Linked DNA regions of Homo sapiens: region 1 is linked to region 2. A link is a contact called in ENCODE Hi-C or POLR2A ChIA-PET data. All regions are on one chromosome and are shown on one strand. Each heading gives the region's core, a stretch centred on a gene start or an enhancer-like site at or near the end of the contact. The rest is flanking DNA. Distances are from core to core; before and after follow the strand shown.

What was found. Hi-C counts contacts between places; a loop is a spot of excess contacts on that map. ChIA-PET counts read pairs that join two places held with the same protein, here RNA polymerase II (POLR2A). Pooled maps may share reads with other maps.
Region 1: a loop to region 2 is called in a map with no recorded cell type, with 4 times the contacts of the local background. The contact joins the promoter of RAPGEF3 here to the promoter of PCED1B-AS1 in region 2. A Hi-C loop is called at or near these places in 4 of 37 single-sample maps with no recorded cell type and 2 of 50 pooled maps. POLR2A ChIA-PET finds 5 or more read pairs at or near these places in 1 of 52 experiments (Caco-2).

The regions. Positions count from the first base shown.
Region 1 is chr12:47,757,486-47,761,825 of GRCh38, reverse strand. It overlaps RAPGEF3 (Rap guanine nucleotide exchange factor 3), which reads left to right and starts at 2,946. Exons shown (of 28, transcript NM_001098531.4): 1 at 2,946-3,275; 2 at 3,748-3,960. The coding sequence starts at 3,270. It also overlaps a transcript of SLC48A1 not described here. RefSeq lists enhancers at 2,398-3,066, 3,067-3,735 and a silencer at 2,777-3,126.
Region 2 is chr12:47,214,042-47,218,870 of GRCh38, reverse strand. It overlaps PCED1B-AS1 (PCED1B antisense RNA 1), which reads left to right and starts at 2,428. Exons shown (of 3, transcript NR_026544.1): 1 at 2,428-2,487; 2 at 2,607-2,706. PCED1B (PC-esterase domain containing 1B) reads right to left here. Exons shown (of 4, transcript NM_138371.3): 3 at 2,182-2,649.

The sequences.
Region 1 (4,340 bases), core at 1,697-4,196, 540 kb before region 2:
TTCAGTCAGTGAATATATACAAAGTATCAAGAACAGGGCCTGGTGCATGTTGACTATTCTTATTATTATTTATCTGTCTTAACACACCTGCCAAGCATTTAATGACAGTCAGAGGAGGGTGGAGGCGGTACCAGGACATGGCATGATTGTTACCATCTTGCTTGCATGTGTTCCTCAGACACATTCCCAGTCCTCTGCCCCTTCTAGGCCTCAGCCTTGATCAAATATCTGCTGAGCAGTAATTCTACTGTCGGGTCCCCATCCAGGGATCCTGAGAAGGCAAAAACCTGCCCCGTCATCTGCTTTGATGGCAGGCTGGGGGCCTTGCCTGTTAGAGGTAGGACAAGCTAGAAATGGGACACATAAAAGATCTACTCCCTATGATCTCCCCAGGCTAGGAGCCAATAGGTAATCACCCCAGGTCCTCTTCTCAATCTCCCCAGAGAGGGGGAATGAAAAAGAAATGGAAAAAAGAAAGGCAAGAGTAGTGTTGAAGGGGAACATAGGTGGGGGAGTGGGTTGGGACAGTTTCATTTTCACCGATTTGAGTGATCCTTGGCTCCCTGAGGCTCCCCCACACCTCAACACAAACATATTCGATTTCCCCCCTGCCTTTTTTTTTTTTTTTTGAGATGGAGTTTCGCTCTGTCGCCCAGGCTGGAGTTCAGTGGCATGATCTTGACTCACTGCAACCTTCGCCTCCCGGGTTGAAAGAATTCTCCTGCCTCAGCCTCCTGAGTAGCTGGGATTCCAGGCGCACGCCACCACGCCTGGCTAATTTTTGTATTTTTAGTAGAGACAGGGTTTCACCATGTTGGTCAGGCTAGTCTTGAACTCCTGACCTCATGATTCACCCCCACCTCAGCCTCCCAAGGTGTTGGGATTACAGGCGTGAGCCATCGCACCCGGCCTCAATTTTCCTTTTTTGAGTAGACTCTCCTAGGCAGTCTAGTCTACATTAGAAGAATAGAATACATACAGAGTATACGCAGTATACCATGGTGAGTACGTGGAGACAGACAACCTGGATTCATGCCCCAGCTCCACCATTTACTAGCTGTGTGACTTTGGCAATTTCCTTAATATCCCTGAGCCTCAGTTTCCCCATCTGTGACGTGAGGATAACAGAAGTACATACCTCACAGGATCGTGGCAGGGATTAAACACATGGAAAGCACTTGAAAGAGTGCCCGCACATGATTAGATTTTGTAGCTCTGCTGAAATGTATACAAGTGTCCTGCCTCACTCCCCAGCATCTTCCACCTGCCCAGAGTAAGGGCAGCAAGAATAGGAAATAGGGGACCCCTTTGTGACCCAACTGCCAGTCTCAGGAAGCCTTCCTGCAAGAACTTCTAGGCCAGGGCACTGGCCCCAGCAACCCGAAACTCATGACTCCATCCCCCTAACTCTTCCCCATGCATACCTGTGACTCCCAACTTGTCATCCTTTCCTGTCAGTTTCCAGGTTGCTCTTCCTTCTTCCAAATTACCAGAACTCCGTTGAATGGATTTGGGTCTGAGGTCAGATTCATTCTCAGGCTTTCCTCCTTCCCCGGAGAGGCATTTAAAACTCCACCAGCGTTTCTTAATGTGTGGACACAGCAGATGACCTGGGGTGTTTGTTCCAAATACAGATTTTCCATTTCATGCCAATAGGATTGAATATGAATTGCTGGGGACGGAGCCTGCATTTTAGTAAGCTTCTGGGAAACATTTTTTATACATGTATACATTAAAAATGGGATTTTAATCACAATTAAAATTTCTCTCCCCACTTTCAAGAAAATAATAATTGGTGGAGGATGGGGGCTTGGCATCCCAAAATTGGGAGTATAGGCTTCTTAGAGCTACCTCTTCCCAGTCTTCTCCTCACTTTCAAGAAAATAATCATGGTGGAGGATGCGGGCTTGGCATCCCAAAATTGGGGTATAGGCTTTTTAGAGATACTTCTTCCCAGTCTGGGCTGGCTCAACAGCAAAGGGAAAAGGGAAGAGAAGGGGCAAAAAGTCCTAAAAAGCTGGGGGTGGGGCGTTCACCTCCTTCCAAACCCTCATTATCGTCCTGAATTACGGGTCGCTGTCCCCGGCCACTGTCTCTCCACCCTCTCAGGAGTGGGGCGAAGAGGCCCGCGCTGGGCCATTTGCACAGTGGTGGAAACTGAGGCCCAGGGAGGCGTGGAGCCTCGGTAGCAAGCCTGCCTAGCAGGGCGCTGGAATGCCCGGTCTCCGCCTCAACCTACCCGGCCACCAGGGAGCGCGCGGTAGGGGGCGTGGTACTCGAACACCTTCTGCTCCCCTGGAAGCTCTGCCACAACCCCAATCTCCTCTTAGGGCCCCTACCCGTTCTGGAGAGCAGTCCTTCCTCTCCAGCCTCAGTTTCCTCAACTGCTCCCGGTGTGTGTGTGCTGGGGCAGGGGGCAGTGGGGCGTGGGTCTGGGAACGGAACTGTGGGAGGCAAGGCAGCGGGATTCCCCGCGGGAAAGCCGCCTATTCCCTCCCCCGGGCGGCTGGAGACCCTGAACCGAAACAGGAGGCAGACACCCCCAGCCGGGAAGCGGCCCCAGCCCGGATTTCCCTCCCGGGTGAGGCCGCAGTGACTCACCCCCTCCCCGCTCTCCCCGGTTTCCTTGTTTGCATTTCTCCTCCCGGCCACGTGGCGGCCAGTGCAGCCACTCACCGCCGGATCCCTGACACCCCGGCCGTTGCGGCCTCCTCCACACACTTCGGGGCCGCTCCTGCCCCCTGGGGATACTCTGGGCTCAGGCGGATGTCCACTCTGGTACCCCCGGGTGCGGACTCCAAAGCCTGCCAGTGCCGGCCCCCTTCCCCTACGCATTCCTCTACCGTAAGGCAGGGCGCCTCCACCCCGCCCCCTCCGCCAGTCCTGGGGAGGGGAAGGGGGCGGGCAGCGCAGGGGGTGTGACAGCTCCCGCCCGGACCGGTGCCAGCGCAGCCTTGCTTCAGCGCCCGGTGCCAGCTGGCTCCTTCGTCTGAGACGAAGGCGCAGGCTCGGGGCTCCCTGTCGCCGGTGGCTGGGTGGCGTCCCCCCACCACGCCCCCACCCCTCTACTCACCCAAGAGGAGCCTCTCCACCGAGCCCTGCATCCTGCTGCCCTGGCAGCCAGTCCAGCTAGGCACTGGCCCAGTTCACTGTACCTGGACTTACCCACTGGCACCCTCCGGATCCCCTTATCAAAGCTGATGGGGGTCGCTGGGGACCCCCCAGCCTTTTGCTAGAGCCTGCACGGCTGTGCGAGCTTGAAAAGAAACATGAAGGTGGGTAAGGTGGGGTCAGGGTTGAGGAGGAGCAGGAGAGGGCGGGAGAGGAAGCTGACACGGTGGGGAGTTTGGGTGGGAGAGGGAGGGTTAGTCAGGGCTGAGGAGGAGAGGAGAAGGGTTTAAGCCGAAGCTGCATTTCTGGGAGACCTAGTGAATCTATAGCTTCATACTGGGAGGTAGTGGAGATCCCTGCAGGGGCATGGGCAGTGAGATGGGACAGAATTCCAAAGAGGACTAAGAAGGGCCTGATCTTTTCCAAGAGCCAGCTGGAGACCCCTAAGTGCGCCAGACCGGCAGGCCCCAGTGAAGGTCTTCCTGTTCCTCCCCCCAGCTCCTGGCAGGGTTGCAGCACCTCCGCCTGACCAGTCCAGAGGACTCTAAGGAAGTAGTTCTGCCTGGGGCAGTTGTACTGTGGCCCAGCCGCCCCAGTCGTGTCCCATGGCTGTCCACTTTCCTCCCCGTGTCACAGGTGGGCTGGCCAGGTGAGAGCTGCTGGCAGGTGGGCCTGGCTGTGGAGGATAGCCCAGCTCTGGGAGCACCGCGGGTGGGAGCCCTCCCTGACGTGGTGCCGGAGGGGACACTACTCAACATGGTGTTGAGAAGGATGCACCGGCCCCGAAGCTGCTCCTACCAGCTGCTGCTGGAGCACCAGCGTCCGAGCTGCATCCAGGGGCTGCGCTGGGTGAGTACCTTTCACCTGCCCAGGTGCCAGGGCCAGTACCAGAGCTAGAGGGGGGCCTAGATCATGGCTTGGCATGCTGCTGGTGGCCCAGCTTGCTCTGGGGGTGTACAGTGGTACAGCTGCCGTGGACACTGGGTCAGGAAGCTTGTCTGCAGTGTGCGTGGGTGGCTCACACAGCTGCAACGTGTGTGTGTCTGTGTGTGTGTTCTGCCCAAATGTCTCTGTTTGGGCATGGGGGGAAGGGGAAAGGGATTTGTTGTTTATCTGTCACCTCAGTGAGCCGGCATTGAGTTAGGTACTTGTGTGTTCTTTCCAGGTGGAGGTGGGAGGTATGGGGGCCGGGTCAATGGGTTGGAGTGAGGTAAGCTTGGTTACAGTTC
Region 2 (4,829 bases), core at 1,179-3,678:
CCTTTTTCCACAGGCGGCCGATCTATGGAAAACATTTTTTGAATTTAAAAATGAGAGCAAGTCTCAGCCAGGTAGAGTGGCTCACACCTGAAATCCCAACACTTTGGGAGGCCAAGGAGGGACGATTGCTTGAGACCAGGAGTTCAAGCCCACCCTGGGCAATAAAGCTACACCTCTGTCTCTAAAAAAAAAAAAAAAAAAGAAAAAAAATTAAAAATGATCAGGATGTGGTGGCGCATGTCTGTAGTCCCAGCTACTCAGGAGGAGGCTGAGGTGGAAGGATACCTTGCACCCAGGAGTTTGTGGCTGCAGTGAGTCGTGATGGCACCACTGCGCTCCAGCCTGGATGACAGAGCAAGACACTGTCTCTGCCTTGGCTTTTACTCACACTATGTTGTAGAGGATTCTGGAAACTTGAGTTCCCACTGCTTTGCCTGTTGGCAGTGCAACTGAGGACTTGCCAGTTTCAAGCTCTACGGCTTGGAGCGGAAGAAAGGACAAGCAAGGTCCAGGGACTAAGGAAGCTGAGGAACAAGAATCTTGTGCTGGTGAAATGAATGTCATACTGCCTATGCACACCGACTAACTTCTCACATTAGGCCTTTCCCCAGGCCATGGTTTTCCCCACTTCAGTGCCAACAACGGACCTAGGGGTTTTTCTCCCTGCTGCCGTGTCCAGCCGAGCTCTCGCTTCTCTCTTCTCCTCCAGCTCCAAAAATAAGTCAACAGCTCTGCACTGCCTACCTTAGAGTTAATTGTGGAAATCAAATGAAATGCTGTGTAAACTCTACAGATGTTCGCTGCTATTGTTATTCTGAGCCACCTTAGCATATCTGGAAAGTGGGCTTAGTGGTTAAGGGAGATTTCCAGTTAAATGAAGCATTTAACTTATTATTTAGCAACATTAATTATTTAGTGGCATTATTTAGCATACCCTCCAAAAAGTATTTACATGTTTTACCAGTTTATCTCTTTATTCTTCTTAAGAACTCTAAGAAGGGCGCGGTAGCTCATGCCTGTAATCCCAACACTTTGGGAGGCCAAGACGGTCGGATCACCTGAGGTCTGGAGTTCAAGATCAGCCTGGCCAACATGGTGAAACCCTGTCTCTAGTAAAAATATAAAAATTAGCTGGGAGTGGTGTCGCGTGCCTGTAATCCCAGCTACTTGGGAGGCTGAGGCACAAGAATTGCTTGAACTTGGGAGGCGGAGGTTGCGGTGAGCAGAGATAGCACCACTGCACTCCAGCCTGAGCAGCAGAGTGAGACTCCATCACAAAAAAACAAAAACAAAAACAACCTAAGAAATTATTTTCTTTCTTTCTTTCCTTTTCTTTTCTCTCTTTCTCTTTCTTCTTTCTTTCTTTCTTTCTTTCTTTCTTTCTTTCTTTCTTTCTTTCTCTTTCTTTCTTTTTCTTTCTTTCTTTCTTTCTTTTTTTTTCTTCTTTCTCTGTCTCTCTCTCTCTCTCTGTTTCTTTCTTGTCTCACTCTGTTGCCCAAGTTGGAATTCAGTGGCGAAATCATGGCTCACTGCAGCAACTCTGCAGGCTCAATCAATCCTCCCACTTCAGCCTCCCTAGTAGCTGGGACTACAGGCCTGTGCCACCATGCCTGGCTAATTTTTATAGTTTTTTTTAGAGACAGGGTTTCATCATGTTGTCCAGGCTGGTCTTGAACTTAGACTCAAATAATCCACCTGCCTCAGCCTTCCAAAGTGCTTGGATTACGGGTGTGGGCCACCGCACCTGGACTACATATTCTAATTTTCTCCATTTTATACTTTTAAAAATTAAGGCTAAAAGATTGAGTAATCTGCCCAAGGTCATCCATTTTATAAGAAGTAGTGCTGGAAGTAAAACCTGATGCCAAGCCTTTGTGGTCAACCACAACATACAAGATTGCAGACAACAGATGCCTCACGTCCCTTCTCCAGTTCACAACTAAATTGGCTGTTTTCTTTCACTGTCCATTTTAATAAATTTACAAGTTTATCAATCACTAATATTTTTGTTATTGCCAAGCACCAGTTGTCTCTTTAGTGTTACATGGGGTGGGCTGAAGGAGGCTAGGGTGCTGATTCCTGTCTACAGTAAGTGCCCAAAAAATGATGGTCTCAAGAAAGGCTGGTCAGAAATGCCAACTTAAAGTTTCAGATAAAATGGAAAAACTGAAAAGTACTTACTCATTAAAGTAACTGGTGATTTTTAAGCATCTCTCTCAGTTGATTCTAGATCTCGTCCCTAGATAGCTTTCTTCCTCTCCTGTAGATCATTGTGACCAGACGGGAGATCTCAGAGCTTGGGCTATAGGGGAAATAGGTTAGCCTCTGGGTGCTGCTGTGCTTGCAAGCCAGCGTCTGGGGAGAAGATGACATTTCCGGTGGCATCTGGGGCAAACGACACAAGTCAGCATTTAGTTTCTTGCTTTAGGAAGCGGAAGACTAATGACCGAAGCTTCAAGACTTTGACATGTGTGAAAACATGAAATGGTAAGTCAATACAAAGACAGCATCTTCCTGGAATTTGGTTTTGAGCTTGTTTTCATTTCACCTTTCTCAGTAATCTGGGTGTAGCTTATTTTGACTCTTCCTTTGATTAAACAATTCAGACCCTTGGCTCTTATTGTTCTTGCTGGTGTGGTATGTTCACGGCTGAAAAGATGGTCAGAAGGGGAAAGGAGGAAGTGAGAAGAAAGAAACAGGGAAATGGTAAGAAGAACTCTACTTTTCTAAATAATATTTAATAGTAGTAATCTTGTGTTTCTGTGCAAGGTGTTACAGTTTACAAACCGCTTTTATTTTTATTTATTTATTTTTTTTGAGACGGAGTTTTGGTCTTGTTGCCCAGGCTGGAGTGCAGTGGCATGGTCTCGGCTCATTGCAACCTCTGCCTCCCAGGTTCAAGCGATTCTCCTGCTTCAGGCTCCGAGTAGCTGTGACTACATGCACCCACCACCACACCCGGCTGATTTTGTATTTTTAGTAGAGATGGTGTTTCACCATGTTGGCCAGTCTGGTCTCGAACTCCTTACCTCAGGTGATCCACCCGCCTTGGCCTCCCAAAGTGCTGGGATTATAGGGGTGAGCCACCATGGCAGGCCACAAACCGCTTTTAAATCCTTTCACTTCATCTCTCCACTGACGTCTTGATGGAAAAATGGCTCAGTCCACACTACAGGAAACCACAGGCCTGAGCCCCAGCCTCAGCTAGATCCAGTATGTGGCAGAGCAAGATAAGAACTTTCTGCTTCCTCCCTTAGTGTTCCACTTGAAACCAGCAGGTAACTCAAGGGGACAGCGTGCTTAAAAGGGAGATGGTTCGTCTGGCGCTGTGGCTCATGCCTGTAATCCCAGCACTTTGGGAGGCCGAGGCGGGTGGATCACCTGAGGTCAGGAGTTCGAGACCAGCCTGGCCAACATGGTGCAACTCCGTCTCTACTGAAAATACAAAAATTAGCTGGGCGTGGTGGTGGGCCCCTGTAATCCCAGCTACTCGGGGGGCTGAGGCAGGAGAATCGCTTGAACCCAGGAGGCGGAGGTTGCAGTGAGCCAAAATCGTCCCATTGCACTCCAGTCAGGGTGACAAGAGCAAGACTCCATCTTTAAAAAAAAAAAAAGGGTGGGGGAGATGGTCTTCTGATTGATTAGATAAGTGTAGGCATTTGTTTTCTTTTGTCTGGAATAATATGATTTCGGGGAGAGGAATATCACTTTCCCTACAAATACCAAGATGAAAAAGAAAAGGAAATAATGAATCAGAAAAAAAAGAGAGAGAGAAAATGCATGACTACAGAAGGTCCCAGTGCATGACTACAGAAGATCAGAATATACCACCCCCAGGTTCCCGTAATCCCAGGTCCTTGGGAGGCTGAGGCAGGAGAATCGCTTCAACCCAGGAGGCGTAGGTTGCAGCAAGCCGAGATTGCGCCACTGCACCTCAGCCTGGGCAACAGCGAGACTCCATCTCAAAAATAAAAAATATGCCACCCCAAAATATAGTTATTTGGCATATTTCGAGCTGATTATTCTGAGCAACTGCAGACACAAGAGTATCTCTGAAAAGCTGTCCTTTTGTAAAATAAATTTATATTTATAAAAGAAATCTACATTAGTCAAAGTATCTGTATCAGGAAGAGTCCTGCTCTCAGACAACTTTTATTACCTGGGGGATTCCAGTGTGTGTGCATATAATTAAAAATGTTTTTTCCTTTTCTTTTCTTTTTTTTTGAATTGAGATTTGGTCTCAATATGTTGCCCAGGCTGGTCTTGAACTCGTGGGCTCAAGTGATCCTCCCACCTCAGCTTCCCAAAGTGCTGGGATCACAGGCATGAGCCACCGAGCCTGGCCAAAAATGTTTTTTTCTCCTGTTAATCTGTTTTATGTCAATTTAATTTGTATCCCAGCCAAAGAACCTAGAAGTAGGGAGGAAGCCATTTTCCCTCCCTTACAGCACAAAATAACTAACCAACAAGAGTAAGAGGTTTCACAACAGTCCTGAATTACATGCTCTGAAGACTTAGCTTTTTTTAATAGTATGCTATTTATGTAAACTGGATTATAATGTGACATAATTGTCTTTCCTTGAAAAATATCATTTTACTTTACATCACTGTCTATTCAGTGTGTGGCTTAAAATTAATTCCATACCTTATGCATTGTTTTCATCCTCTATGGCCATCAATAAAGTTATCTTGCAGTTCCCCATGAGTTTTAGTACAGTCATTACCGGGAAATTTAATAGAATCAAGGCAGAACCCAACTGATAGCTTTAGTATTTTATAATCCAGAGTAGTCTATTACATAACTTTGAAAAATCTGCCATTATTTAGTT